Linked DNA regions of Mus musculus: region 2 is linked to region 1. Evidence: chromatin loops called from intact Hi-C (ENCODE). Cell type or tissue: left cerebral cortex. All regions are shown on one strand. Each heading gives the region's core, and the rest is flanking DNA. Links, peaks and the distances in the headings are about the cores only.

The links. Hi-C counts contacts between places; a loop is a spot of excess contacts. Peaks named below come from ENCODE experiments on the same cell type or tissue, not always from the same donor. Only the 100,000 strongest peaks of a DNase experiment are listed, where the experiment ranks them.
Region 2: it touches region 1 in a loop (4-fold over the local background); 3 of 42 quality-filtered maps call a loop at or near these places.

Annotation. Positions count from the first base shown.
Region 1 is chr1:90,947,391-90,962,607 of GRCm38, reverse strand. It overlaps Prlh (prolactin releasing hormone), which reads right to left and starts at 9,500. Exons shown (of 2, transcript NM_001101647.1): 1 at 9,404-9,500; 2 at 8,596-8,759. The coding sequence starts at 9,500. The coding sequence ends at 8,596. It overlaps Rab17 (RAB17, member RAS oncogene family), which reads left to right. Exons shown (of 6, transcript NM_008998.4): 3 at 1,346-1,497; 4 at 2,481-2,606; 5 at 3,347-3,440; 6 at 3,609-4,475. The coding sequence ends at 3,724. It overlaps Mlph (melanophilin), which reads right to left. Exons shown (of 16, transcript NM_053015.3): 16 at 11,466-14,025. The coding sequence ends at 13,999. In left cerebral cortex, for the core only: a CTCF peak has its summit at 5,705 (motif pointing right); a DNase peak (open chromatin) is centred at 5,718.
Region 2 is chr1:90,596,092-90,611,308 of GRCm38, reverse strand. It overlaps Cops8 (COP9 signalosome subunit 8), which reads right to left and starts at 7,884. Exons shown (of 8, transcript NM_133805.3): 1 at 7,682-7,884; 2 at 6,864-6,934; 3 at 5,797-5,845; 4 at 4,640-4,772; 5 at 1,109-1,216; 6 at 272-334. The coding sequence starts at 7,759. In left cerebral cortex, for the core only: no CTCF peak of the experiment used is centred there; a DNase peak (open chromatin) is centred at 7,891; H3K4me3 peaks cover 1,807 bases; H3K27ac peaks cover 903 bases.

The sequences.
Region 1 (15,217 bases), core at 3,620-8,619:
GTGGTAAGCCCATAGCCAAGGATCACCACAGGTGGCTGGAGTCCCTGGAGGTTGGAGAGAGGTGGGGGTGGGTTCTCTCAGATCTCTGAGCAGGAACAGGCCTTGCCTACAGCTTGATCCGGGGCTTCTGGTTTCCAGAACTGAAAGAATGGATTTAAGGCACTCAGCAGCTGGTGTAGCACTGCTCTGTCCTTGAGCTGTGAGTTTCATTTCATGCATGGAGGTCTGTTTGCCAGAGTCTCCCCAATTGGTTCCAAACCTACCCTGAGTCTGTGCAGGGAAGTGGCTCTGGGTGAAGCCTCTGGTCTCTGCTGACCCTTCACGTGCTGGGCTCCCTGACTCTCCCTGGCTTCTAGTACCCTACTAGCTCACACACTTGAAATAGAGGTTGTTGGTACCATAACTACTTTTAAATCACATCAGGGCCAGAGAGCTAAATCACCAGTTAAGAAGAACACATACCACTCTTCCAGAAGACCCGAGTTCTTGTTCCCCGCACCCACATTGGACAGCTCATAACCATCTGTAACTCTGGCTCCAGGGAATGCAATGTTCTCTTCTTGTCTCCATAGGCACTGCACGAATGTGCCCAAACTCACCCTGCACCTACACACACACACACATAACTAAAAGTAAAAATTCAATATTGGGAAGCAAAGTTCAAGGAAAAATATCTTCAGAGAAAAGGTGGATTGCGCGTTACAGGAGGGTGCAGGGTCAGTCTCTGTGATTTGGCTAAGGGGGTGCCTGAATGAGGAAGGGAACACCTGGAGGCAGCGTCGAATGCTCAGGGGAAGGTGGGGGCCCTGCAGGTGCTTCTGCAGCGGACACATGCAGAATTAAGTAACTCGTGAGAGATTTCTAGGTGCTGAAGTGAGGAACAGTATCAGAGGAGTTGAACAGGGGAAGGAGCTGAGGCGGGTAGCTTCCAGTGACTGAGGGTGGCTTCAGAGTGGGACGGGTGGCTAAGTGGCCAGTGCGCCAGAGGGACTGAGGCACAAGAATTCTCGAGTTCAGTGGCATTAGTGGACAGTGTGGAGACACTGCTGATTACTCATTTCTGGAGGTCCATCCCATGTCATTCTTAACTCAGAGTCTTATTCTTCACCCCAAGAGTTTAGCGTCACCCTAAGGAGAAACCTCTAAGGGGCACAAAGCGGTTTGCCAGCTATGCTTTGCTTCATAGAGAAGCTCCAGCCTCTGGAACAGGCATTTACTCAGCCTCTGCGAGCACGGGCTTAGCTGCCTCTCAGGGAGCTGCTAAGCATAGGTCAGGATGACGCACTAGGAGCCACAGATGAGCAGCGTACCCTGAGCAAACCCTCCCTTGGTCCCCTTATTGCAGGTGCCTTCTTCACAAAGGTGCTGGACTTGGGCTCCTCATCTCTGAAGCTTGAGATCTGGGACACAGCCGGCCAGGAGAAGTACCAAAGCGTCTGCCACCTCTACTTCAGGGGTGCCAATGCTGCGCTCCTGGTTTATGACATCACTCGGAAGGTAGGGTCACTTCCCACCCCCTTCCCTAGGCAACTGCACGTTTACTGCTTTCTATAGGGGTCCACGTCAAGGAAACAGGACTGGATCCATGGTTTATAGTAACGACTACATCAACCAAAGGGGCCAGTGAGCCCATGCTGCTAGCTTCATTCAGAGAGTCCTCTTGGCAACCCCTGACACCCAAAGCTGGGCTCTGTTTCTCTGCAATCTCCTGGTGCACTCCTTACCCCCACAGCACCACCATCAATGGTTCTAGTGTGCTGCTGACATAGCAAGGGACTGTTTCAGAGCCAGCCCACCTCCCCAGACCAACCAGTGTGTCTCACCAGGGGTTGCAGAACACAGAGCATGCATGGGATTGATATGGAAGGACTGGACTCGCATGCCCGAGTGTGTCCAACCTGGCCCAGGACAGGGTGAGCTTGCTGTTCACAGGAAATAGGGAAGTGGGGAGTAGTCATATTGGCTAGGAGGCAGGAAGGTGTAGTAGGTACAAGAGGCTTGGGGGAGGGTCCTGGATAAAAGATTGCAGTGGATCCAAAATGTATGTGTTGGTCATAGGTCCAGGAGTGTGGAGAGATGGGACCCCATATCAGCCTTGATGCCAGGGGTCAGGAGACAGGTGCCAAAGGACACAGGGTCAAGCCCCTCACCTGACCTATGAGGGGCTACAGTTAGGAACTGGGTTTGGGGAGATAACAGTTCTCTCAAACTCTCCTTCACAAAATGGTGTCCAAAGTGGAGCTCTTGACTCCAAATTCCCTGTGACATCCATGCCCTTGGCTTTCTGGTGTGCTGCCTGGCTGCACAGCTCTCCCTTAGCAGGGCCAGCCCATCCTGGATGCCCTCTCAGGGGATCAGAGCAGCCCTTTGGCATTGCATTCTGGAACAAGGTCTTGATGTGGCTATGCAACCACAAGGGAGCTTTGCTCTTCTGGTTCAGCAAGGAGAACTCCAGCACGGTTTCCATTCTGTCTCTTTAGGATTCCTTTCACAAGGCCCAGCAGTGGCTGGAAGACCTGGAGAAGGAATTCCAGCCAGGAGAGGTGGTGGTGATGCTGGTCGGCAACAAAACGGATCTGGGCGAGGAGCGGGAAGTGACCTTCCAGGTGCCGCATGGTGGCGGGCAGCAGGAGGGAGTTCTTGATTCTGTGGACTCAAGTACTTTTTGAGGCCTGGAAACACACACACACACACACACACACACACACACACACACACACATACTCTCTCTCTCTCTCTCTCTCTCTCTTTCTCTTTCTCTCTCTCTCTCTCTCTCTCTCTCTCACACACACACACACACACACACAACACACACAGCATATACCTCTGTGCCTCAGGCACTCACATACTCATCCATATACTTGCACTTACATGTATACCCATGATCTCTCTACCTCATACTTCATAAACACACATGCTCATGCACATGCCCAGAGTCGTTCTTCATGGATATATATTCATGAGCACACACATGTGCCTCCAAAGTCACCACATGCAAACCCACATGCAGATGCACTTGTGTGTATAGAAATGCACAAAGATTCCATCTTAGTTCCTCTTCTAGTTGGAGATTCATATAGAAGGTGTATGTACACATATGTACAGAGGGTGTGTGTATATCAGGTGGTCTGTGTGAAGAATATGTGCACATAGATGTCTTTTTCTATTGTTTTGAGGCAGGGACGTATGTGTCCAAGGCTGACCTTGAACTCATAATCCTTCTGCCCCAGCTTCTTGAGTGCTGGGATTACAGGTGCATTTCCATTTCTTGTGAGTCAACCACAGTCGTTGGACTTAGTGAGTCTTTGGAGGGGCTCTCATTAAACACACTGACTTTTTCCTTCAGGAAGGAAAAGAGTTTGCAGAGAGCAAAAGCTTGCTGTTCATGGAAACCTCCGCCAAGCTGAACTACCAGGTGTCTGAGATCTTCAACACTGTTGGTGAGTTACAGCCCCTCCACAGGAGTGTGAGAGCTCGCTGCTATGCCTCCACCCTTGGGTTGACTTCTGGTGTCCTTGGGGCAGGGAGGGGTATGAGGAAGACTAATAGGGAATGTTTGGTTAGGGTTCTGGGTGGTGCTCTCCAGTACACCTCCCTGTTTTCCACAGCTCAGGAGCTTCTGCAGAGAGCAGGAGACACGGGGAGCAGCCGCCCACAGGAAGGTGAGGCTGTGGCTCTGAACCAGGAACCTCCCATCAGGCAGCGCCAGTGCTGTGCACGATAGCCGCTGCCACTGCAGGAGAGCTGGCGGAGGACACATCTCAGCCTGTGCTTCAGAGGGTCCCCAGCCCAAGCTACTACGTCTTTGTGGCAAATCTGCCGGGGCTGCCTCTTTGTCCATTCATGTTCTGTGTCGGAGATGGCTTATGCTTGAGCCCTGGAGGCTTCCAGGCGTTGGTTTTCTCTGTAATCACTGCTTGCCAAAGCTGATGAGAACTGTCTCAGGGAAGATCCAGTGTCAAATGGCTCCCAGAAGACTGTCAGCCCTACCTTACCTGATACCCAGATACTTGGATGCCCTGAGCCAAGTGTGCCTGCTCCTCCTGGGCTGTCCCTTTCAGCTTCCTTGTGACCAGCACAGAGAGCTAAATGAAGCAGAGAAGCAGCATGGACTGGGAAAAGCCTTTGATCCGTGGGATGGGAGGACAGATGCTTCCTCCTGGGGCAGCATCCATAACTGGACCACTTTCGTTCTGGGAACTGTCAGGGGGAGAGAAGGGGCATCAATGCAAGGAAAAATGCAGAGATGAGCCCAAGAGAAAAACGAGCCCAAGGTGCTAAGTCTCAGTGAGGTGACGCAGGAGAGACAGAGTCTGAAAGGGTGGCTGGGATGGAAGTGTCCCCCTTCCAGCGGTGGATGGACAGAGCCAGGTTTCTACCTAGTGATCTGAGGACTCTAAAACCCCTGTCCCGAGATGAACACCGTGTTGTCTCATGTCCTTCTCTCCAAATATTAAACGTCTTGACAATCCGAACACTTCATGAGGTTATATTTGGACCCATGGCCCGACGGGTCACACCTGTTCAGTTTTTCTGCACACGTTCTAGATGGGTTTGTGGGTGTTAAACATGGTGAGGGTTCATGGGGGTGAGTGTAACGAGGGTGGGCACAGGCATTGGTCTGGGGTGGACTGTGAGTTCTTCTGATGGTGATTGTGTGAGTTCTTATCCTTGTAGAGAAACTCAGGTCCTTGAGCAGGGAAGAAAGCCCCAGAAAACATCTTCCTGTTAAGTTTCTCTCTTGACACTTGCTGGGGCAAGGTGTGGCCATTTAGGGAGCAAAGCTCTCTCTCTCTCTCTCTCTCTCTCTCTCTCTCTCTCTCTCTCTCTGTGTGTGTTTTAATCCTTGCTAATCCTTGCTTCTGGGAGTGTGATTAGCTGTTGAGTCTGAACAATGAGACATTGTTGTTGGGTGTGGTGATGTAGGCCTCGAATCCCGACACTTGTGAAGCTGATGCAGGAGAATGGCGAGCTTATTCTGGGCTGCACAGTGAGAAAACAAACAAACAAACAAACAAGCAAACAACAAAACCAACAGAGTCAAACAAGCCCTAGAGAACATCACAGAGTGGAACATTGTTATCTCACCAAGGAAGATGGCTTCACCGTGCCCACTGTGAAGCTCAAATGGATAAAAGTGAACGTGTCCCCAGGCTGGCCAGGAGCTTGTCTGTGCCTGGGCTGTGACTCCTGCTCCCATTGGCTTTGCTTGGACAGGACCACACCAGTGCTTTCTCCCTTCAAGTTTCACATGGGGCTCAGGCCAGGGATTGGAGGGAACTTTCTGGCCCCGCTGCACTTCTAGAGGGATGCAGCTTCATTCCGTTCTGGGGCCTGGAAACGATTGTGAGTTTCTAGGCACTGATGTAGTCCTGACATGACCTGAAGGAAACCCTGTGACCACTGGACAAATGTGAGCCAGACACTGTTCACGTCAGGATCAGTGAGCAGATGACAAGGGCCGTGTGGGAGGTTTTCACTCCCTCTTCCCTGGTGGGTTTCTTAGTGAGGCCTGTTGATGCTGGGCAACTGCTTTGCTGACAGCTAGGGAAGATACATTGTTGCCACCTGGTGACTCGCTCACATGTGAAACAGGGGAAGTGAATATTCAGCATCCCGGGCTGTCCTCATCATCCCTAAGGGCTGGGAATCATTAGGCAGGTAGGCAAGCCTACCCTAGAGGGGGAAGAGAGGCCGGGTTACATATGGCCACTAGGTGGCGATCTAGTATCACTTAAGACAAATCCTTCTGTTGGGTCCTGGGTACCTAGACACTCCGGTGCATCTCTTCAGGGCAAAATCACTGCTTTGAGGAAGCAGGGATACAGCAGGAAGATTTGTAGGTGACTGCCTGTCTGGTTACCAATCTCTCCTTTCTCTTGACTGATTAGTAATGCTCCCTTTGACACACCTCAGCAGAAAGCCCAAGACTGGATGGATCTGGAACCACCCAGCTTCACCAGGCTTGTGAAAGTCAGTGGTGCCCAGGGATGGAGAGATCTCTTACAGTTGAGAGGCAGGGCCCTGAACTCAAGGTCAAGGTCAACATGTCAAAGTGGGACCCAGGACTCCATCAGAGGACCCAGGACTTTTGGACAGCAGAGTATAATGTCCAGCTAAGGCCCAGGTCCTTTTCTGTGACAGGAAGTGCAAGAGCAGTGTCAGGCTCACCACTAGGTGGGATAATCAGCAAGGATCATTTTAAAGAACAGGCCACTGGGTGCTTCAGAAGGTTGATGTTATGATGTAAGATCAGGGGCTGAGAAAAATACACACACACACACACACACACACACACGTACATATGCACATATGAGCACATGCACACACGTGTGTGCACACACACACATGCACATGCATGCACACACACGTACACATGCACACATGCAGAGAGAGAGGGGGAGAAGAGGGGGAGGGAGAGGGGAGGGGGAGGAGAGGGGGAGAGAGAGGGGAGAGAGGGAGAGAGAGAGAATAGACTTTTCCAGGCTTACACTTTGTGTTATTCTTGGGAGAAAGGTTTGAACTCTTTGAGGCAATGTCTTGGTGTCTGCAGCTTGTCATCAAATGTAGGTTGGCAAGGATGGGAAGTAGGAAGCAGGCAGACAGGATGGCTGATGAGTCCATGTAGGTTGAGATAGTCCTTACAATGTCTTGTGAACTTTTCTGTATGTTTTAAAACCGTTCCCAGACTGTGGAAAAGATGAGTACGCCTCCATTCATCTTTCCAGACGAGGAGCTGGTTCTTTCTGGATAAGAGCTGTGGGAGGATGTCCTCCAAGCATGGCAGCCATTACCACTGCTGTCAGAGCAGCAGCTATTGCCTGCAGGAAACCATCAACAAGAGCCAGCCTGTGTTCCTGCCCGGGAGGAGGGATGGGTAAGGTCATGAGACCTTCATCTGAGATCCCAGCCAATCCCCACTTATGCCTTTCACCGCAGCCACATGTCACCACCCCAGGAAAAAGTGGCGTTGGAAGGTGATGAAGTATACAGGGAGTAGAAAGAACTGGAGGGGAGTTGGCCTGTGACAACAGTCATAGCGGCCTGTGACAACAGTCATAGCGGCCTGTGACAACAGTCATAGCGGCCTGTGACAACAGTCACAGCAGCCTGAGGGTAACCTGAGGGGAACAGCATAGACAGCAGCCAGCCAGATGACCCCCAGCTGAGAATCATCTTGATCTGAGGGTAAGATGGCACCTACTGAGCTGAGAAGAGGCCAGTTCAGGCTTCTGTGCTGGTGGGTGAGGCTGCTGGCAGCCATTGGCACTCCTCTGTGCAGGTGAATTTCAGCTGCCCCGGCTTCCCACGGCGTCTCCCTCAGCTCCTGTCTGACTTTCCCCCCTTTTCTGGGAGCACCAGCTGTGTTATGTGCCAGTCACTTTGTGTTTGACAAAGGGCATAGGACACCCCAAGTGACTTTAAAGGAGGCCTATAGGATCAAAAAGAATGGGGTCAAGTCTCTGGGATTCTCCTCTGAGCAGGAAGTAGGTTAACATACCCATGTGTGTTGGTAGCTGCAGGATTCTGCAAGGGACAAGGAATGGGGTGTGTTCAGGGTGATGAGGGGCACCACATTGTCACTGAACTGGTGGAGCCACGTAATACATTTGCCCAAACAGCAGACACAATGCCGAACATGCACCTATGGATAGCATAGGTCCTGTGCGATGACACTTGGTGGCTTCATAGGCTGTAATGAATGTTCTCTGTTCTGGGTGCTAGGAACAACACTTTGATAGCATCTAATTTTTGCAGCAAACCCCTAAACATCTCTAAATGTTAATCTTAAAAATGCTGCCGGGCGTGGTGGCGCATGCCTTTAATCCCAGCACTTGGGAAGCAGAGGCAGGCGGATTTCTGAGTTCAAGGCCAGCCTGGTCTACAAAGTGAGTTCCAGGACAGCCAGGGCTTTACAGAGAAACCCTGTCTCGAAAAACCAAAAAAACAAAAAAAAAACAAAAAAACAAAAACAAAACAAAACAAAACAAAAAAACAAAAAAACAAAAACAAAAACAAAAAAAAAAAACAAACCAAAAAATGCCAAGAGAAGGACGTGAGCCATGCCAGGGGCGTTGTGTGGCTTTTCTCTGGGACCAAGTATCTTACATAGTGTAGTGTGTGGTTACCCTGGCTTTATGCAGTATGCAAGCTGAGCATGTGTTCAGGGTACCTTGTGTAGGTGGAAGCTTGTGGGAACAAGTGACCAAGAAAAGGGCACCCCATTTCTGGGCAGTGATGTGGTTTTGGGGAACAGGAATTTATAGGAACACTGAATCAACATTCCCTTCCCCCACTGCAGGGTCTTAAGGGACCAGGACAACCTCTGTGGGGCCTGGTAATGAGCGATCTCAGTTGTTCTATTGGGGGCAGGTGGGAGCCTCTTCTTTCCAAAGAGGTTACTGGGTTCTGAGCTTCTTTCATGGTTACCCTCCCCAGAGAGAAAGCACCTTCCGGTTTGTTACCACATAGTTACAAGTGTACAATAAACAAAGCCAGCACTTTTATTAGATCAGAGGGAAAACCGGAAAGGGAGGGTGGAGGAGGCTCTGCGGGGGGACAGGGAGGGTGGGCTTGGGCTCAGCATCACTGTCTTCATGAGCTGTGAGAGAACTTGGCACTTCCATCCAGTGGGAAGCAGCTTAGCCGGCACCGCAGGCCAGGTCCGGTGACATCCCTCAGGGCTGCCCTCCTCCTCCCGAAGCGGCCCACAGGCCTGATCCCACGACCCGTGTACCAGGCAGGATTGATGTCAGGGGCTGGAAAGGAAAGAGTCAGAGCAGCGTATGGGACACGGGAGCCCCTAAGCTGATGGAAACCTGGGCACCAGGCCATGTTGGCACCCACCCTGATTACACTGGCTGGGCATATCTGGGCAGTGGTGTGGCTTTAGGGAATTTATTTAGACATATGCCAGGATCAGTATTCTCTTCCTGTCTGACTGTCATCCTCCAAAGTCTTAAGGGACCCCACAAAGATGGGTTAGGGGAATGATGAGGACAGGAAACAGGACCATTCTGGGGAGATCTTAACAGGACCAATCTCCCAACTGACTGCATGGTAAGGTAGCTTTTGCTTAGATCCCAGAGGCTCTCAACCTGTGGGTTGTGTCCCTTTTGTTTGGGGGGAAGGGCGCATATCAGACATCCTGCATTTCAGATATTAACATTATGATCCATAACAGTAGCAAAACTTACAACTATGAAAACAGCATCACAATAATTTTCTGGCTGGGGGTCACCACAACATAAGGATCTGTATTAAAAGTTCTGTATTAGGAAGGTTGGAAACCACTGGCTTAGGAGATGGCTAACCTCCCATTCAGGGGCTGGGTACTCAAGGCATTTGGGAAGCATATGGATGGGAGGTGACAGTGGCTGTCCTCCATATGCCAGGCACTCACTGCGGGTCTCCATGGAGTGCTGGTGGGCTCGGCTGGAAGCTCCTGGGAGGACTAAGCCTAGCAGCAGCAAGCACAGAAGCCAGGTCCTCGGTGCCATGCTTCCGGCTTCCTGGATGATGCCCTGGAGATTGGATCCTGAAGCCTGGGGGTAGAGATGCAGAGTACGTTGTATGCACAAAGCCAGGAGGGACCCTAGGTTGTTTGTACAGATGTACGTGTGTGTGTGGTGCGTGTCCGTGCCTATGAGGTGTGCAAATGCATATGTTTAGTGCACATAGCTACAATTATCAGGGGAGAGGTGTGAGCTGTGCACAGGTGGCTGTCTTGGGACATCCTTGGGTCTGTCTGTCCATCTGTGTCAAGAGCTGGGAGGTAGACACCCAGGCCTTGGTGGGAAGCAGATTTATGGGCAGCCTTGTGGTCAGCAGAGGTGGAGAACAATTTGCCCAACCTCAGAGGTAGCTAGGAGTTGGAACATATTGGAACCTCAGTGCCCAGGCTTTCCTCACACTTTGTCTGGGATCTCCTGACACTGAGAGCCAGGCAGGCAATGGAGGACACTTAGCATCCCACATCCCCAGAGAGCTCACACCTCACAGCCTCTACAATAACCCAGGACTTTAGACTCAGTTTGCTGAGACTCCAGAATGGGCCTCTCCTCACAGAGTCCCCCTGAATGACATGGGAAGGCTGCCGCCACTGTGTATGGGAACTGGTACCCTGCTGATGGAGTGTTCTGACCTACCACATAGCATCCACCTGTGATACTTCCTGCAGGGGACCCTTTTCTTCCTACCCCTGACATTTCAGGTCCTATTAGAAGATGCTCAAGGAAGACCCCCCCCCAGCTGACTTTGACGCTCCAGCTTCTCCTTGTCCACACAGCGCTGTCCATCAGAGCTCTTTAAATGCCCACCCTCTCCTCCTCCTCCTCCTGGGATGTCCCACACAGTGAAGGGGAACCCTAACTAGAGGAATGGAGGAGCCACCATGAATCATTGTAAAGACTGCACCCACTCAGGCTGGGTGATGGGGACTGAGAATGCTAACTGATCCTGAGTTCTGAGCCTTTCTGGAGGGTGCCTTCTGGGCTTTGCTTGAGGTGTCCCACTGAGGGCCACCTTCACCTGCCCTCCATCATGGACAGCCCTTGAGTGTCAGAGACCCCAGAATGGTGTGTGGTCCTAGACCACAGACCACAGGTAGTTCTCTCTGCTTGTCCTGCTTGGTGCCCGCACTTGGCTGCCCAGTAAGCCTGGCAGAGAAAACACTTGTGGAGAAGCTGGAAGTCACAGCAACACCCAGCCCTCTCCAGCACTGCCAAGTTACTCACCCTCTCTCTGTCCCTTGAGTGTGGCGATAAGGCTGCCTGGGCGTGAGGTGAGGTCTGCCTGCCTGCTTATCTTTTATAGGCCAACAAGGAGGCAAAGGACGCCCCCAGACCCCTCCTTGAGATGGCGTCTTTGCTTATAGCCTGCAGTTTCCACTACGTCTCTTCTCTCATCATCTCATCAAGACACTCCGTCTTTTTTTTCCTTTCCTTTCTTTTTTTACCTTCTTAAAAAAAAAAAAAACCCAAACCTCTCATCACTGACGTGGTTTGTTCCTTCCTGAATTATATAATTTCATTTGGGCCAAGTGGCTTTAAAACACATTAACACCCCCCCTGCCCCCTCTTCACGCTCTCCTTTGGGCAGACTCCACAGTGACGTGTCCACCCGTCCTCTCAATGTGAACTAGAATATGGCCTCTTCTGAATACTTGTCCCACCTGAGCCATGACTTCCTGGAATTGTGGCCAGGAAGTCCCTTGAACCCAGGTGGGTACCTCCTACTCTGGTTGTCCCCTCAGCTTGCTTATCCACATGCACGGTCTCTAGACACATTTTCTCTGGTTCATCCTGAGTCTATGGCTGAGAACACACCAAGTTTATTGATACAATACAATCAGAAGCCTGGCATTGTGGTACATGACTGTAACCCCAGCTCTCTGGGAAGTGAAGCAGGAGGATGGCTATGAGTTCAAAACCAGGCTGCCTCAATAAAGCAAAACAATAAAAAAATGAAAACGAAACAGAGTGTTACTTTTATTGTAAGGTAGGTTTAAAGGCAGAACATGGCAGCGCCGGTTTATAACCCCAGTGCTAAGGTAGAGAGAGCAGAGGTGTGGAAGACCCCTGATGCTCACTGGCCAGTCAGCTTAGCCAAATTGACAACCTCCAAGATCAGTGTCTCAAAAACAGGAAATGGAGACATGACTGAGGAAGACACCACATTAATCTCTGGTCTCTATGCACAAGTGCACAGCGTCCCCTCATAGATGTGTACACACCTCACCCCATACACGCAGGCAAAAAAATCTTTTAAAAAAGGAAGTCTATTATGCTGGAAAGGTAATTTACATGTAATGAGAAAGAATTAGTGCACACAAAAATAGATAGAAGAGCTCAGATCACCTGGAAAGGTCAGTGTTTGCCTTTCGGGGTGTGCCTTCTGGGAAGACTCCTGAGCCCGCTTAGAGGTGCTGAGCCTCATTCTTTCACCAGCATATATTCTGGAAGTGTTGAAGTATCTGCAGGTCTGTGCTGGTGAAAGGACTGTTCAACGTTCTGCCATTTAACTCACCCCGTCATCACCACGACAATAGGTACAGGTTATATGAAATATCATTGAGGTGCAATAGAACATTCTTGAAGGAGCTGTGCACGAGAAGAGACCAGGCAGGTGTCTCCCCAGGATCACCATTTCCTGCCCACCACCAGACTTGTAGAAAAGCTTTAGGCTGCCCCGTCATCCTTTGGACACGTGGTCAGCGTAGCATCTGGGTTCTCAAGGAATGGCTGCCTCTTCCTTGGAAGAGGGCTCTGGCCAGTGGGCTCCTTGGGAGGTGGGTATGGTAAGGAACTCTAGAACAAGGTGGAGGAGGAGGAAGAGGAGGAGGAGGAGGAGGAGGAGGAGGAGGAGAAGGAGGAGGAGGAGGAGGAAGAGGAGGAGGAGGAGGAAGAGGAGGAGGAGGAGGAGGAGGAAGAGGAGGAGGAGGAGGAAGAGGAGGAGGAAGAGGAGGAGGAAGAGGAGGAGGAGGAGGAGGAGGAGGAGGAAGAGGAGGAGGAGGAGGAGGAGGAAGAGGAGGAGGAAGAGGAGGAGGAAGAGGAGGAGGAAGAGGAGGAGGAGGAGGAGGAGGAGGAGGAAGAGGAGGAGGAAGAGGAGGAGGAGGAAGAGGAGGAGGAGGAAGAGGAGGAGGAAGAGGAGGAGGAAGAGGAGGAGGAGGAGGAAGAGGAGGAGGAAGAGGAGGAGGAGGAGGAGGAGGAGGAAGAAGAGGAGGAGGAGGAGGTGCTTTCCTGGGACCAATGGGGCTTGGGTGGAGGGTATTAAAGAGCATTGTTCAGATGAACTTGCTGCAGCGTTTCTGTTTCCCACCACCTCCCGGAGTCTGTGTTGTTGACTCTGCGCCACCTCACCTCCAACCCCCAAGGGCAGGTAGGGTCAGGTGGCAAGCAGTTCAGGGCACAGGTGACACAGGAGGACACATTTCCTGCATCAGGTTGTAACAAATATGGCGCTCCTGAGAGGAGCTCTGAATGAGTGAGAGGCTTCCTCCTGGAGTTTATTTTCAGAAGACACGGGGATGTTTGTGGCTCTGGCCTGTGTGTTCTCTAGCCCAGAACAGGATACAAACCGACGACAGGAAAGAGGCAGCGCTGGGTGTGGGTAGCAGCCCCGCTGTAGTGGTGGGATGGCTGTGAAGGGCAGACCGTGCAGACACCAGCAAAACTGGCTCTGACGGGCTTGACCTGGAAGATCTGAGTTCTTGATAAATCCCAGTCATCTCTGTGTGTTAGAAGCCTGCATTTGAAGACAAGCTATCTAGAAAGCGAGGTCCCCATGTAGTGTACCCCAAAAGCCTGTGTTGGAGGCTTGGTCTTAGTGTGGCATTGTGGATAGTGGTTATTGTGGTGGGAATGCTGGGGTGGGGGTGGTCAGTGTTATCTGCCCTCATCTAGAACACACAAGGAAGTTTGAAGAACAAAATCTGTCAGGTAGGGGAGGAATCCACCCCTCCCCCATTCACCACCTGCAATTGTATGCTCTCTCATCATGCCCACAGATTCATTCTCTCTCTCTCTCTCTTCCTCTCTCTCTCTCTCTCTCTCTCTCTCTCTCTCTCTCTCTCTCTCTCATGCTCGTGCATAGTCATGGATGTGTACATGTTCAGGGCTTCCTCTGAACCAGCTCTTTTCATCCCAGCTGTGAGGGTGGCCCAGCAAAGTCGAGGATCGGGTTAAAGAATCACAGCGAGATGGCTTCTGAGTGACCTTCAGTAGGCAGAGAACATCAGTTGAGGAGAAGTCACAGAGTTTGTATTTCCCAGGTCAGAGGCTGGCAGGTGCCTGGTTGGTGACCTGGTGACAGCTGGAGGATTGAGATTCTGCAGTCTCACAGGTAGAGACACACATAAAATTCTTCTTACTCCTCACTGGAATGATGACTACAAGCAGCTGTGAGCATCACAAAGAACAGAGCCCATGGGGAGGCGACGGTCATGTGGAGGAAACTGTGGGGTGCTTTGTGGTACTGTCCTGTGCCATGAGCCTCCCTTTAGGGCTGCTGGGCCATCACGGGTTTCTGTAGGGCACAAATACACATGTTCGTTTAGGCATGCACATAGGTTCATGTGCAAAGTGTTTGCACAGAAGTAAACAAATATACTAACAATTATATGACAGATACAGATATAACAGAGAAACACACACACACACACACACACACACACACACACACACACATATATATATGTATGTATGTATATGTGTATACACACACAGGTGGGGAGACAGATACAAGCTTAGATCTATGTATATACATGTGTGCATGCACACATAGATATACACACCAACAAGTGCCATGTAGAAATATGTATATACAGAGAGACATGTTGCTGTGTACACGGACACACACACAGGTATGTACACTGATACCCACGTGTGCATGCACAGACACACATACTAGCATGTACGTGACACATGGGTACATGCATAGACACAGACATAGATATGTATGAAGAAAAATATGGGTATGTATACAGATAGACACAATCTCAGCCATGTTAGTGCACACAGTACACAGGCACACAGGCAAACCCCTGACTGTGGGTTCATGTGTGCACAGAACTCAGTTGCTTGTGTTTGCTTTTCACCAGCCTTTGTTTGGTTGAGTTTTTGTTTTTGTTTTTGTTTTTTGAGACAGGTCTTTCCTACATAGCCCTGGCTGTTCTGGAACTCATTAGGTAGAGGAGGCTGTCCTTGAACTCACAGAGATCTCATGAGTATCTTCCACTTTTCTTGCATCCCTACCTTGTGATGCCCTGTCCTCTAAACGTGGAGTTCATGACCATGAGAGGCCACGATTCGTGTGGGTTCCCAGTAGAGCCTATTTACTAGGAGGGTAGTTCAGGGGCCTTGACTTCCTTCTGTCTCTTGAGGAAGAGGAGCTTGCAGGGCTTGGCTGGTTTAGTGAGCTCCTAGGTGGAAGCTTTCTGCAGAGCTGCCCAGCTACTTCTGCTCACTGTGGTTTCTGCTCTTGGCTGCAGCTCTGCCAGAGATGGGGAAAGGAATTTAAGAGATGCTTTCGATGATCTTACTTGGTCTCATTCTGTCCATGGGTTTATAGAACACACAGGACAGTGTGAGCAGAGGCCTCCAGGACACAGATACTGCTTCTCCTGGAAAGGGCTCAGGGCCTCCAGGCCCAAGCACTTATCTCCTAGGTGGCAGGGAAGGGCTGGCTGGGTGTTTGAGGGCTACACCCCTCTCAGCAT
Region 2 (15,217 bases), core at 5,443-10,442, 350 kb after region 1:
CAGGAGGATGGTGAGAAGGGCAGAACACCTGGCTCTGAAGACTGCAGAAAGGACACTCCTGTACATAGGATGAAGGAGCACACACAGGAATGAATATGGCTGGTCTCCTGAGGGTGAGCTGAAGGGGCAGGGCAGGGGACTGACCTGAAAGGAGAGCTAAGTGACTGATCTAGTCAGTCACAGGGGTTTCACGTAGGTGACCTTCAATGTCACTCTGCTCTCTTGTCAACTGTCCACTGCTTCCATGTCATGTGTCTGAGGTCCCACCTACCTGGCTTCCTGGGAAGAACCATTCTTGTGGTGGAGTCGGCCTGCCATCCTTGTTCCAACACGCCTGAAAGTGCAGAGTTCACAGTGATGGGAGAAGGGCACAAGCGCCGGCTGCATGACCCAGCCCTGCCTCTCTCAGCACGCTCAGGTCAGGTGCTGTGCAGTTACTAGAGGGTTACTACAGAGAACTTAGTTTAGGTATTCTGAAATATACCAAAAGCCTCTCTGGGGCCGATATAGTCCCTGACATACTTGGTCTTCTGTAGTAGTACCTGAGTAGTCTAATTCCAGACAGACACGAGAAAGTTCTATGATGGCCCTCACAGCATTCTATTAGTAATAATGACAGCAGGTGCATGCATGAGCCCCTGGGTTTAATGCCCCATCCCCAAACCAGCTGCCCACAAAATAGAACACTGCCACCCATAAACCTCCAGCACCCGCTGTCCCCGTGGAACACTCGTGGGGTTGGAGAACCAAAAGTGTCAATCACCATAAAACAATGCAACCAAGCACATGCAGTGTGCTACCACTGGGTTAAGAGTCTCAGCACATGGGTCTTTGTAAAGTTTTGAGGGGTAACCTGGACAACTTGGACAGTTGAGAAATGCTTTCTTAAGTAGCTGTGCAGATTCCACACAGCTGCTACAGGCATGCTCCTGGGCGTGATTACAGGTGCTACATAGAGGTTCGATGTGAGATGTGCTTTTTATCACTTCCTAAACAAACCCACCACCTAAAGTGCAAAACCATTCTTGTTCTAGAGTTCCAGAGCCAGAGTGAACCTATGGCTTATAGGATTTCTGTTCCCCTATAGCAACCAGCGAGCTCCAAGTACCTTTCACAGCCTCTTCCACAGGAAGTCCAACAAACGCTGCAAAATCATCTGCGATGATGGAGGTATAAGCTTGAGAGACCAGGGCAAAGGCGCGTCTCCTTGTTGCATCTATTGTGAAAGGGGAGGATTGGCAACAGGAAGGAAGTGAACAGGACTCTTAAACACAGCTCAGTCATCCAGGTTTTGTTTCCAGGCAAGCAGACCCTGCATGCCCAGAAGGTATGAGGGACCCCGATGACAGCACATATTTCTCACATCAGATTGTGTAGGGACAAAAGCTACAGACATAGAAACCAACACCTACAAGACTCCAGTCACAGGAAAGCAAACGTTCATGAATTTAAGGTATGAGCCTTTTAAATTTCCTTTGCTTTATTTCCCTTGCAAACACTAGAAGAAGGGAAATAAAAAGGGACACAGCCACTGTCCTCTCCGGAGGGTCTCCAATAAAGGACTCCCTCGGGGCAGGTGCACACACCTTACCCTAGCACCTGCTCCTAACTTCCAAGTGTGCATACTAAACACCAAGCCTGAAGGTCTGACTCTCAAGAGAAGGTGCTGCCAGCCCCCAGCACAAGAGTGCTCCCTGCAAACAGCCTTCTGCATTTCCCCGTGCTCATACACCCACATTAAGAAACTTCCTGAATGAGACAACTGCCCCATCCAACACAGCCAGTCTTCCTGGTCGGTGCCCTTTTGGTAATACAAGGGCTCCTCCAGAAGGCTGCCAACCGGATTAAGAAATATTCAGATTTTATAGTCCACAGTTGAGGGCTGAACACATTCCACTCTTGAGCTCTGGGCCCCACTGATTCATTGTCTGAAGCACGGCCCTTGAAGTATCCCTGTGAACATGGGCTTACTGACAGCACTGCTGAAACCAAATGGGGCATGCCCTCAGCCATAGGCTTTCTCACAGGTCTCAAACACTGCAGATACAATGGCTCTGTAAAGGTGCCTGCTACCAACCAAGCCTGGAGGCCTGAGTTTGTCCCCAGTGCCCATGTAAAGACGGAAGGAGAGAACCCTCCGACCCCTGCATGCACACCATGGTATGTGCAGTCACACACATGAACAACACGCTGACACTATGTTTCATTCCCTCATTTCCCACTGAGCCTGATGCCACCACTGTCCCTTGCTTGAGTTTACCAACCTCCAGCTGACCTTTAGAATGTCTCAGAGGTGCAGGGACTTCCCTATGACAGGTAGGCATTCAGTGGAAAAGCAAGGCAGCAGTGGCAGGAACACGCAGGCAGCACAGATCATGCACCAAACCTCACACCATCTAAAATCACTGTCTTACTCAAATATTTTGGTCAAATTTTTGGAGTAGAGAACAGACAGGACCCAAATGTGAATGGAGGAGAAGAGCAGCAGGTTGCAGAGAGGCAGGAGAGGTCTAACAGGCAGAAGCAGGCTGACAGTGGATGCTGACAGACAGTCTGCATTCTAGTGACAATCAGCAGCCACACCCTGGCTCCCCAACTTGCTCTAGCTGCCATCCCTCCACAGCCCTGTAATCAGTCCTGTTCTCCAGGCGCCAATCCCATCCCTCAGGCTCTGTGTGAGGAGTGGCTGCTGGAGCAAGTACTCCTCAGTGCTTTGCCAGCCCTTTCTGGCTTTCTGTAACAGCTCTCCCACACCAGGCTCTTCAGCCCAGATGTCTGATTTCCTAGTAGAACTGACTGGCCACATAGAACTCAAGTTGCTATCGTTTGAATACACTCTGCCCCAACAGGTGTGTGTCTTAACTCTTGGTCCCCAGCTCGTGGTGCTGTTTGGGGACGCTGTGGGACCTTCAAGAGTCAAGGCTGTGGTTGTTCTTAACTAGCAAGTTTATCATACACTGAGAAGCAAAACTTCAAACTCTGAACAATTTCAACCTGTTCTAAGACTGCCATTCCCAGGGTGGCATTTTACAGAGAAAAAGATGCATGTACCATTTAGGAATTGGAACCATTTCAGTCTCAAGAAAATCTTTATGCATAGAACAGAACAGTGTGTGAGGCAGGCAAGGCCAGCGTTTACACATGACCCTTCAATTTTGTCTTTTAACAAGCAAATGAAGGCCAGCAGGTGGATGCACCAGAATGAAAATTCAAGAGCCTGGCTCCAGAGACCAAGCTCCAGCAAGCTGGAAGCAGCTCTTAATTTCATAGGTGCAAGGTGGTACTAGAAAGAATAAAATACACATAAGAACACTTGCTAAATGAGTTAGGAGCTCCTACCCAAATCCTGCCAATGAGCTTGTAGTCCAACCTGGAGAAGGCAGCTTGCGTGTTCACCACATAGTTACCAGGCTGAAGCCAATCTGTCAATCCTACCTTCTGGTGACTCCCCCAGTGATGTTTCCTAGACAATCCTACTTCTGGTGACTTCCCTAGTGATGTTTCCTAGACTAGCTCTCAGGCTGCTCCAGGACATTCACATGGCCTCATTCCATACTCCCCCTTCCAACCCCACCTACCCTGAAATCCTGCTCATGTTTACTCACAGCAGCTGTCTCTGTTTTGTTGTGTACACTGTTGAATGCTGGTCCAGGTACTGCTGCTAAGAGCTGATTGGTGCAGCTCCCAGCAATCCTTACCCTCTGCTGCCTGGCACACCCATGTCCTTACCATGCTGAGAAGGACCAGCCCACTAACTTAAGGAATACCCACTAAAGGCAAGTGTTCACTACAGAAACGAGGTGACAGGAAGAACAACGTAAGAGCTCATTGTATGATGTGTGTGGTGGGCCCACAAAGAGTGTGTATGCATTCTGCTCTTACAGGACCAGAATCTGTTTCCTAGCTCCCATGCTGGGTGGCTCAGAAATGTCAGTGAGTCCACTCCTAGAGGATACAATGCTGCTTGCCTGGATTGGATCCCCTGAGCAATAAAAAGAACTCGAGTGACCCAGAAAGACCCAAAGCATGGCAACATGAGAAAGGAAGGCGGCAGGGGCAGAGCTATCATGTGTCAGGGCCACACCATGCCAGCCTCTAACCTTACACAACTGAGCCTCGAGGCTCCTTGACGGTTCCTTTTACAAGATGTATAGAGGGGACATAACAGTTATCAAAGACCAAGGTTGACAAAGTCCAAAGTCTAGTTGCTACTTTCAAATACACAGACAAAAAGTCTTGACCTGCAGATACCACGACCTTTCGATTATTGCCTGGTTTCATGTTAGCAGCAAAGAACACTTTCACAAGGCCACACGTGAAACACACCAGTAACCCAAAAAGGAAAGGGCAGTATGGACTACACAGCGAGACTCTGTCACAAACTTTCTGTTACCACAAAAGTAATAATGAAGAGGATAAAAGATACTGCCAATGAGCTAACTGCGACCTGGAATCCACAGCAACACCCTCTGCTCCTGGTCTATTCCCCAGAATGCCCAGTACTGAGACGAAGAATCACAATCAGCTTAGATCTAGCTCAAGTCTCAAAGGGAGTCCCAAATCAGAGCTGTCCAGTTTATCAGTACACGCTCCAAGGACAGCCTGAACGCAACATGACTTAACCACAAGGAAACACTACCTCTAAGGGCTTCCATGATTGGCTGCACAGTCTCTGACCACTGGTGGGCGTTGATGGTTGTATAGATCCCAGGGAAATCTCTTTGCCAGATTCGCTGTCCAACTGACCAAATTCCCCCAAGTTCAGAATTTGCCTGAAATAAAAATTGTTGTCTTTGAAAGCATTCACTGTAATTAATAATGATCATATCTTTAAAAATATCAGAAATGACAAAATTTGTTAGCTGTATCATTAAAATATACTCTATTCATTCATTTTAGGAGATGAAATTACTTTTCTGACAGGTGTATCCAGCGTGCAGGCCACAGGGCTAAGAACAGGTATAAACTGGGAACCCTTTTCTTCTAGGTAACTTGCATACCCAGTTCTAGACTATGAACTCTGCAGATGATAACACTGCTTTGCAATGTCCAGAGGTTGGCTCTGCCTGATTCTAAAATGCTGTGAGCAGTTATATTAACAATTTCTATAATTAATGTTTTTATTGCAACTACAAATGAAAGCATGAGAAAGTAAAATATACTTCAGAATGAAGACTTGGGATCAATTATTGTAGGCACTGCTGTTTAAATTTAAGACGCTAGCACTTCTCCATGGAAGAAAACTAGCAGAAAGCTGATTATCAAGGCCCTGTCAATTAGAGCCTACTTGCAGGGCTCCCACTCTTATCAGCTGAGCTGTTTCATTCTTATTGAGTGCAGCTCCCGTCTTACAAACAGAATGGAAAAGGAAGCAAGTGAAATAAATCTTACTTCCTTCTACCTGGCAAGACACTTTTCACAGGTTACTTCATTTATTTCATCTTCATCCCAAGTAAGACATCTAATTAAAACAGTGATCTTAATGCAGTGAATATCTGTGTAAACAATGCCAGTTTACAAATAGCTATCATTACAGCAAATCAAGTAGTCTGCTGAAATGCCTCAGCCCCTCAGCCCCCTCTGTACCGAACTGGCCAGTTCACATCAGCATGGCAGGCCTTGTGAAACCATCAGCACATGAACCATTCCATTAGAGAAACAGATGGTTTGGAACTTTAACCTTCACTTAACAACGGTTCCTGTGATATATATGGGAAAGAAAGAGGACTTGTAGGCTGTCATTTAAGTAAATGCCAGTATTCTAAAAGCAACAGGGGACACCGCAGGATTACTTACAGACTTTATAGCAGGTGGTATCCTCTTCCACAGATATCTTGCATTATTCCTGATTTACACAAAGATGAGTTACAAAATAGTCACCTCAGTCAATACATAAAATTACAGGCCGAAACACCAAAACAGGCCATGGCACAACTCAGTTTTATATGAATTTGTTGAGGAAAAGCAATTAAAAAAAAAAAAAAAAAAGGAGGACATGAAATAACCTTTTCCCAGGTTAATTAAAAAAATTTTTTTTAGGAGTTCTTTTTAAACTAACAATTCAGATCCTAAACCATAACAACACATTCAAACCACAGACTTACACACAACCACTCAGGTACAAACAATGTGTCCATTTCGAGGCTTTGGGTATCCCTCGCAATACAGGCATACACTGTGCTGTTATAATCTGGAGCCCTTCTCCTAGTGAGTCGTAAGACACACGATTATATGTATAATGAAGAAACTCAGTGTAGTTTCTGTAAAAATATCACAGTAGGTTTGGAACTGCACCAGGCCTCTATTCTCTAGCCCTCTCAAGCTCCTGCCTCCCACCCAGGAAGACTAATTCAAACATGTCTACCTCCCCTGGTTCTCCCAGTGTTCCTTCCCAGCCCCAGCTTTTTTGCTCCTACTGAGTACATATACAGTTGCTTTGGTTTTATTTGTTTGTTTGTTTAGATAGGGTTTCTCTGTGTAGCCCTGGCTGTACTGGAGCTGGACCTATAGACCAGACTGACCTCAAACTCAGAGATCTGCCTGCCTCTGGCTCCCAAGTGGGAGGATTAAAGGTGTGCGCCACCACCCAGTTTCTGAGTAAATATAAGTAAAAAGAAAAAAAAAACATGATTTTTTTTTTAAACTCCATTGGTTCTTGATGCTAATTTCTCACAAGAACTTACCATGTTTTTAGGTGTATGTAAGACATACACGACAAGAAAAATATCGAGCTTATTTATTCTTAATTATGACAAAAAGGGAAACAGATATAACAGGATTACAGTAAAAGACACCTATCTGCTGCATGTACTCCTGCATCATCTCAAGGAAGCTTTTCGTTTTAGGTAAAAGGTGCTACTTACATGTCGTTCTGGAGCAAGTACAAAGCTAGAAGCTGACCGTACACTGGCGGTGTGGCAATTCCTCCAGGAGCCTAGAGAGCGAAAAAAGAGGGGAAAGCCTCACTTCCTAATACACTTTCAGAAAAGAGAAAATGAAAACTTAAAAAGTAAGTTTTCCAGCACTACTATAGATGCAGAAAAATGCTTAGGGAAGTATCAAAGGTTAAAACCTGAGTTTAGATCTGTTGTGAGCTGTCATTTATCTGCAGTTGGATATCAGTTTCTTTCCATAGTCACAAATATGTAAGTGACATTACCTCGGAAGGTCAGGTCTCAAATTAAAAAAAAGGGGGGGGGGACTACTTCCAACAGGTTCTTAATGCACTATTTTTCTGGCCGTTATCTTAAAAGCTTAAGTAAGCTTAAGACAGAAGACTACCAAAAGGTAGTTATAGAGGCCTGTCTCTCTTCAATCTTTATTCATTCAGCAAGGTCTGCTAAAGGCTCATCCGCAAGCTGCTGCTGTCTCCTTTAGTCCGTGAGCCCCCGCCCTCCCTTTTTTTTTTCCTTTTTCTTTCTTTTTTATTTTTATTTTTTATTTTTGGGGTTTTCATAGTTCAAGCTGGCTTCGAATTCACCGGCAATCCTCTCGCCTCCGCCTGACGTGTGCCCACCGGAGTCCTGTGCCACTGCGCCCAGCCTATTTAGCGAACTTAACTTAACGTTACAAATGGAAGCAGCATCTCTTGATGAACCCGGAGTGTGCGCCCCGCAGGCCGCGGCCCGGCCCGTTACCCTGGAAACGGCGCCCACCCGACCGCCCCACCCTGCGGCGCTACCTCGAGTTCCTGGTTCTCGCACTGATCCAACAGCTTTCTGAAACTGAAGGCGTTGTCCGCCATCACCGCCACTGGCATCTTCCCGGCCGCTCTCGCCGCCACCACCTCTGCCAGACCAAAGCACAAGCTGGCCCTCGGGGCGTCGCGCCCGCGATGAGGTAAAGGAGCTGCCTCTCAGTACGCATGGGCGAGCGTGTCGTCACTTCCCGAGCGACGCCGTAGCGGAATACAAGGGCGGCGAGCGCTCTGCCCCAACGTCTCGGTGCTCTGGAGGACCCGCCCCAGGCTAGGACGAACCGGCTTTCTGAGTCAGAGCCCTGCGATCCGGAAGGGTTCGGCTGCGGCTCGGATTATCCGCACGGGGAAATGATAACGGGACTACATTTTTCCACAACCAAAGTTGCCGTGGGAGAACAGTAAAACCGTTGGACCTCCACGTGTTTCGAGAGCGCTGAACTGTACTTCTTCTAAGCTAAAGTGTTACATACAAGTCCAAGAAACTCCAAACCTGAAACTCTTCTTGGTTTGGGTTATGCACACACCCCTCTTCTAACAATTCACTTAGCAGCCTGACTCTCACCTACACCTACTATGCGCACGCGCACGCGCACACACACACACACACACACACACACACACACACACACCTTTTTCTGAAAAAAAAAAAAAAAAAATCACCTAGCAATTGTCAGCAAACCAGGACCCCTGTTCACAACCTGCATGGAACTGCATGCAGACAAACCCTCTCCAAGTAATGGGATAAGTTTCTTCGCTCTCTGCGGACCATCGAACAGATTCTATTCAGTAATAATCCAGTTAGGTGCATTATGAGGCCAGGAGGTCTGATCTAGCCTGAATTGGTTTTAGGTGCCTGCCCAGGAGGGTGAACCATGTCTTCTAAGTGAATTTGCTGAGAGAAACTCCTATTTACTGTCTTCTGCCTGTGCGTGCTTGTGAACGCTTTTGATTAAAATCAAATACATTTTAATAATAAAATTATTTAATAAAATTCAATAATTTTACATATTGAGACATGCACAATAGAAAAGGGAGGTAACATAACTAAATTGTTTTTTCTGTTTTTGTTTTGTTTTTGGTGTGTGTGTGTGTGTGTGTGTGTGTTTTGGTTTTTCGAGACAGGGTTTCTCTGTATGGCCCTGGCTGTCCTGGAACTCACCCTGTAGACCAGGCTGGCCTCTGCCTCCCAAGTGCTTGGATTAAAGGCTTGTGCCACCACTGTCCGGCAAAATTTTTCAATCAAAACAGAATGCAGTGCTCCTTAGCAATAAGACTCCTCTCAAAGCTCATAAAAACCCCAAACAGTAATTGGGGCTCTAGAGTATGCTGGCTCATGTGGCCAGCGGTCACTCTTGACAGCATATTTCTTTCTGATCTGTAGTATGGCTTTGCTTTTGCATAAAGTTTCCTTGCTACTTTGCAAACCTGGGTGCCTGAATTTCAGTTCTGGGCATGAGAGGTAAAAACACCCAGCCAGACCCTAGTCAGTGCTCAGACACAGCAAGCAATGGTCCGGACACCACACCTGCCCCCTGCTGTCTTCTCTGGCAGAACTGGAGACTGGAACACAGGCCTCGTGCATAGTTTTAGCACTGAGCTGTGCCCCCGGGTCTCCTTTTACTTACTGGTAGACAAGGTCTTACTAAGTAGCCCAGGCTGGCCTTGAACTTTTGGAAAAGCTCCAAACCTAACTCTCACTTCTCTCTCTGCCTGCCTCAGGCTCAGCAGACCAGCACAGTGTTATCACCTGTGTACCTGTGTACATCTCATGTGCGCGTGCACACATACACACATACACAGACACACACAGACACACCAGAGACACACACAGAGACACACAGACACACATACACACAGACACACACAGACACACACAGACACACACACACACACACACACACACACACACACAAGGTGAGTGAAGTCTTTCTAGCCTGGGCCAGTGGTGTGCCCGACCTTTCCTGGTCTCCTGATAAGCAAGTCCCCCTTCACTATTCCCTGCCCAACGTCTTTTCTTTGAAGCACACACCATACCTTTTTGTTCTTCTGCTCAAACGCATGTGAACAAAAGTTCCCATAAAGAAGCTATCCCTTACAGACTAATTGACTGACTGATTAACGTTTCAGGGGTTGGGAAGAGGTTGGGGGGTTGCAGGTTCATAGTATAATGGTACTTTATCCTGGCCTGTCTTCTGTTCCCTTGACAGCTAGCCCTTGCCCAGGTGTGTCTGACCTAATAGCCTTCTGACTGTTGAGCGAAACCATTTGAAATATCGTAACTCTATGGGCTCCTCCCTCCTTGGAACTGTGTACACATTGCTTACTCAATTATGCTGTGACTCACTTTCCTCCTGTGATATGGAGGCCTGCTGACCCTGTGCCATTTTTTCCCCCAGGAAGTTTTATGCTTGGAGTATGGAAGTCAACATTGGCATATAAAAGCAAGGAGCCTGGAAACCCCCTTCCCCACAAGGTTGACATACAGCAGAGTCCTGGCCAGCAGAATGTATGCACAGTCTGTGGTTAATGCACACTGAGCCTTTGACCTTTCTCCAGCTCTGCCCCACTTCATCTCTCAGAAGTGCATTTTTGCCTTACTGAACTCTCTCTTCTACTGTTCCTATCCACATGTCTCTGTCTATATCCTTGTTTAGGGACTTAAGAACCTAGAAATCTCTGGGAGTGCCCAGCAGACCCCATATTTGCCTATAACACTGGTGTACTGAATGCTATATGGAAAGGCAGTAGACATTCTTATGACAGATTTCCCTCAACTTGTGTGTGCTCTGTTTTCTTAATGTTCATCACTGGTAAAGCCCACATTTTAGATAAACATATTAAACAGTTGAAGACAGTAACAGCCAATGCTGATGATTTCAGTGTAATAGAGATTCCTGTTTAGAAACAATTATGTTTAAAGTTCTAGTTATAAAGATTAGGGGATGGAGAGATGGCTTGGCAGTAAAAGCACATGGTTCTCTTGAAAAGGACCTGAGTTTAGTTCCTACCACCCACTTCAGGAAGCTCGAAAAGCAATTGCCTATAACGCCAGCTCTGGAATCCATCACCTCCGAACTCCAAGAGTGCTGGTGCCCCTGCACACACACACACACACACACTCAATAATAATAAATAGTTTTAAATAAGATATAAAGATTTTTTAAAAGAGTTAAATATTTTCCAAGTCCTTAAGGAATTGCCATTACGTTGTAATTCTGATCTTTAAAAATCCACCAGAGAGTTCATGTGTTCGTTTAGGTCCCACCTGCGCACTCTTGGGGGCTGTTGGAAGCTTTAGGAGGTGGGAACTGGTGGTGGGATCTTGGAGTCACTGGGAGCATTTCTTTGAAGGGGATAGTGAGACAACAGCCCCTCCTCCCTTTCTCTGTTTCACTCCTGGCCATGAGGGGAGTTACATTGCTCCATCACAAGATACCATGAGCATATGCTTCCAGAGGCCAAAAAGACTATGCATCCAAATATGCCTTCTCTCATTATGAGATGCTTATCTCAGCTCTTTTATTATCACGATGGAAGTCACACTAACACACAGCATCAGCTAGGGGAGCACGTGGCTACCATAACCAGAGGGATGCGAAGAGATAAAGTAGCAGGGCTCTATCTACAGCTGCAAAGAAGAAGTGGGCTCTGATTACGTCATTTAGAGATCATGTACATAAAGCTGAGGACCAGGATTTAAAAGATCAGTATGTGGTGATGATCTCCCAGTCTGGTTGAGGCTATGAAAAAAGTGTGGGCCCCTGAGGATGCAGGTCTGGATGGTAGCCATGGCCCCCAAGTCTTCCAAGTACAGAGCCATCTCTACTTCCTCCAGCTCTTCTCACAGGGAGGTGTGGTCACTAGAAGGCTAAAAACCTTATCAGGGTAGCTGATTCAGAGCTCTGCACTTTTTACCACTTGATCTATTTCAAAAATCTGCTCCATTCTGCTCCATTCTGGAGTGATTGAAAATGCATGAGACCCTGGAAGAAGAGATCTTCCACAGGCTCCCATACCACGACAGATCTCTATTTGCTTCAGGACCAGAGTTACCTCATCTGTTCCTGATGCCATGTGCCAGGTGTGATCTCAAAGGAAGGCAGAAGGAACAGTCAGCGAGTGGCTGGCTCTCTGCCACAGCTCTTCTGTCCCCTCTGTCCTCAGATGACTCCATCCTGTCATGACAACAGGAAGCAGGGGATGCCTGGGCTGGGAGTCTGAGGACAATATGTGGAAAGAACCATTTATGGGAGTGTCAGCAGGATGCTGGACAACTGTAGGAGACACACCCCAGAACTAGTCAGAGTGTGACACCACGACCACTCTACACTGTTCAGGGGGTGGTCTGCTTCTGGGAGGGGAGCAGCAGGCACCTCTGGAACTGTCCTCAGATCATTACTAATGACAACTGGTTCTAAGGAGTCTCAGTCCAAGGAAATGATCTTAAAGGGATAGAGCCAAGAAGAAAAATCTATTGAAAAAAAAACTCCATTAAAACATGACAAGATGACTGGCATTGGAGCCATAAACTGTGTGTGTGTGTGTGTGTGTGTGTGTGAGAGAGAGAGAGAGAGAGAGAGAGAGAGAGAGAAGAATTAGGAGTCTTCTTTCCTATCACCTCTCAAACAAGTGGATCAGTATCTCCTCAGGAAGGTTGGATGCAATTCTAAACCTAATAGACAGCCTTTCAGGTAAATATGAGAGTTTGGAAGCTCCTTCCTCCCCCAGTTCTTTTTCACTAGACAAAGGAGAGAGGGGGAGGACCTTGAGGCTCCCCAGCATCCCTTCTTAGCTTGCTTGTGGGGCAACTGTGTCATCCAGCAGGAAAACTGAGGTGACTGGAGGCTGACACTCTAGCGCCAAGCCCTTGCAGATGGCACATAGACATTTGTTCCTGTCAGGGACCCCTCCTGTAGGAGCAGGGAGATGGAAAGCTGCCAGCAGATACTGAGTTTCCATGAAAACGAGTCCCATCGGGCAGGGAGGTCAGGCATCATTCAGAGCTGCTGCACAGGATACTGACAAAGGAAGGGGAAGGCCCAGTTACTGTTCTAATGCTGTGAAGAGGCACCATGGCAAAGCCAACTCTTAAGAGAAAGCATTGGATTGAGCTCCCTTACAGTTTTATAGGGTTAGTCCATGTCCGTGATGGTGGGAGGTTGACAGGTGCGGTGCTGGAGCAGTAGCTGGGAGCTTTACATCCTGACCTGCAGACAGCAGGCAGAGAGAGAGAGAAAGAGAGAGAGAGAGAGAGAGAGAGAGAGAGAGAGAGAGAGAGAGAGTCAGTCTTGACCTTGCTTGGACCTTTGAAACCTCAGAACCCACCCCCCGTGGCATGCCTTCTCCAGCAAGGTCAAAGCTCTAATCCTTCTCACATAGTTCCACTCAGTGCTGACTAAACACTCAAACATGCGAGCCTGTGGAGGCAGTTCTCACCCAAACCACCACAAGCAATAAGGACCGAAACAAGAAGGCCTGTGGCTGAAACTAAGCATTCAATATGGTAGAGAAAAATCAAGGAAAGGCAAGGGTGTGTCTTTTGAAAGTGCAACAAAATCGGTAAGTTGGCGGACTGAACTGTAAAAAAGAGAAAGAACCAACTAAATGGGTGAAGGACTTTGAAGCTGACCTGACTGAACAAACCATAGTTTAAAGGAACTGCTAAGAAACTGAATGCCAACAAATGAGGCAAGCAAGCCAGGACACAAAGCTTCAAACTAATACAGCTGGGAGAAACGCTGGAAAGCCAGTGAAACACTTGGATTTGTGAGAGAAAGCCCAGTGTGTGTGTGTGTGTGTGTGTGTGTGTGTGTGTGTGTGTGTGTGTGTGTGTGTGTGTGTGCACATGTGTGTGAGCATTGCTAGTTGATTCTTCCAAATGTATTGAGGATTCTGGAATTTTTGGTTTCTTTAAAAGCACAGAAATATAGGGTAGGGGGTGGGGGGAGGGTATGGGGGACTTTTGGGATAGCATTGTAAATGTAAATGAGGAAAATACCTAATTTAAAAAACCCACAGAAATATAATAAGGAAGTGTTTTCATTTTAATCCCAGGTGTGGGGATTTGGGGCGACTTCGCAGCAGCTGACTGTGACTTGCCTCACGCTCTAGCAGATGCCTGGTTTTTGCCAGCTGCAGATAGTTTCTGAAATTGTGTGTCATTTGGAATTCTGGGAACTTTTCAGGGAGTATATAAATAAATGTTAGCACTCCAATATGTGGTGTTGGTTGTTCTTCGTTGTTCAGCGGGGTTGGTTGTAGTTGCTAGTAGTCATGTTCAAAGAAGAAACGAAAGGAAAGAAATTAGATTCAGGGACTTCTTTCTCCCCCTCACCTCCCCCTTTCTCTCCTCTATTCTTCTCTTTCTTCTATCTAGTAATAGGAGGTGAAACTGGATGGGGGATAAAGGATAGGAAAGAGAATAACCCACAAAGTAGCAAAGACCTACTTCAACCAAATATCTAGAAAACAACTCAAATCCCTTCCCTCAGAACTTTCCTCAGAAACAGAAGCTCATGGGCCTTTCTGAGTCATTCAACAAGGCAAGAGCCACCCGGGCACCCACAGAGCCCCTCAGGCACCGCAGAGCCCCCTGGGCACCCACAGAGACAGTGCGCAGGCAGGCTGCAAATAGGTTTTTATGATTATAGATGTCAAATGAAGATATGCTCAGAAATATAAGTAAAATTGATTCAGCAGGGCTTTGTACCACACCTGAGATTTATGCAAAATAAATCAAACACCCAAAAACTGAATCATGCAATACACAGTATCAACTGAATAAAATATGCATTTACTCTTGTGGATGCAGAATAAATTACATATACACATGTGCATGTGTGTGTACAGAAATAGTAAAGATTACTGCAAAACTGGATTAAATAAACAATTGAAGAAGATGGTAGATAAAAATCCAGCTTCTCTTCATAATTAAGCACTCAGTGGACTACGGACAAAAGGCTGACATCCTCAAGTTCATAGACAGAGCCCATGGAGACAACACAGTTGTAATTGTGAAGGCTAACAACTTTCTTTGATCATCAGTAAAATCAGTGCCAGCCGTTTGTTTTTATTGTACACTGTAGTAGTGGTTCTAGAAAGAGCCACCAGCCACAAATAAATATGTACATGAGTTAAATGCATAAACAAATAGCATTGTCTTAGTTTAGGTCTTATTGCCGTGAAGAGATGCCATGACCACGGCAACTCTTATGAAAGGAAGCATGTAATTGGGGCTGGCTTACAGTTCAGAGGTATAGTCCATTATTGTCATGGCGGGAAACATGGTGGCATGCAGGCAGACATGATGCTAGAGAAGAGAAGCTGGGGAGAATTCTATATCTTGATCCAAAGGCAGCAGAACACATTTGGCATAGCTTGAGTACCCCAACATGCCACACCCACTCCAGTGGAGTCTGTGTGACAAGTTCAAAAGCTTGGCCACAGTCCTGAGGCAAAAAGTTTCATGGAAACTGGTCTCCTGGAGGCCTTGGAATCCCGTAACAGATGTGTTTTAGA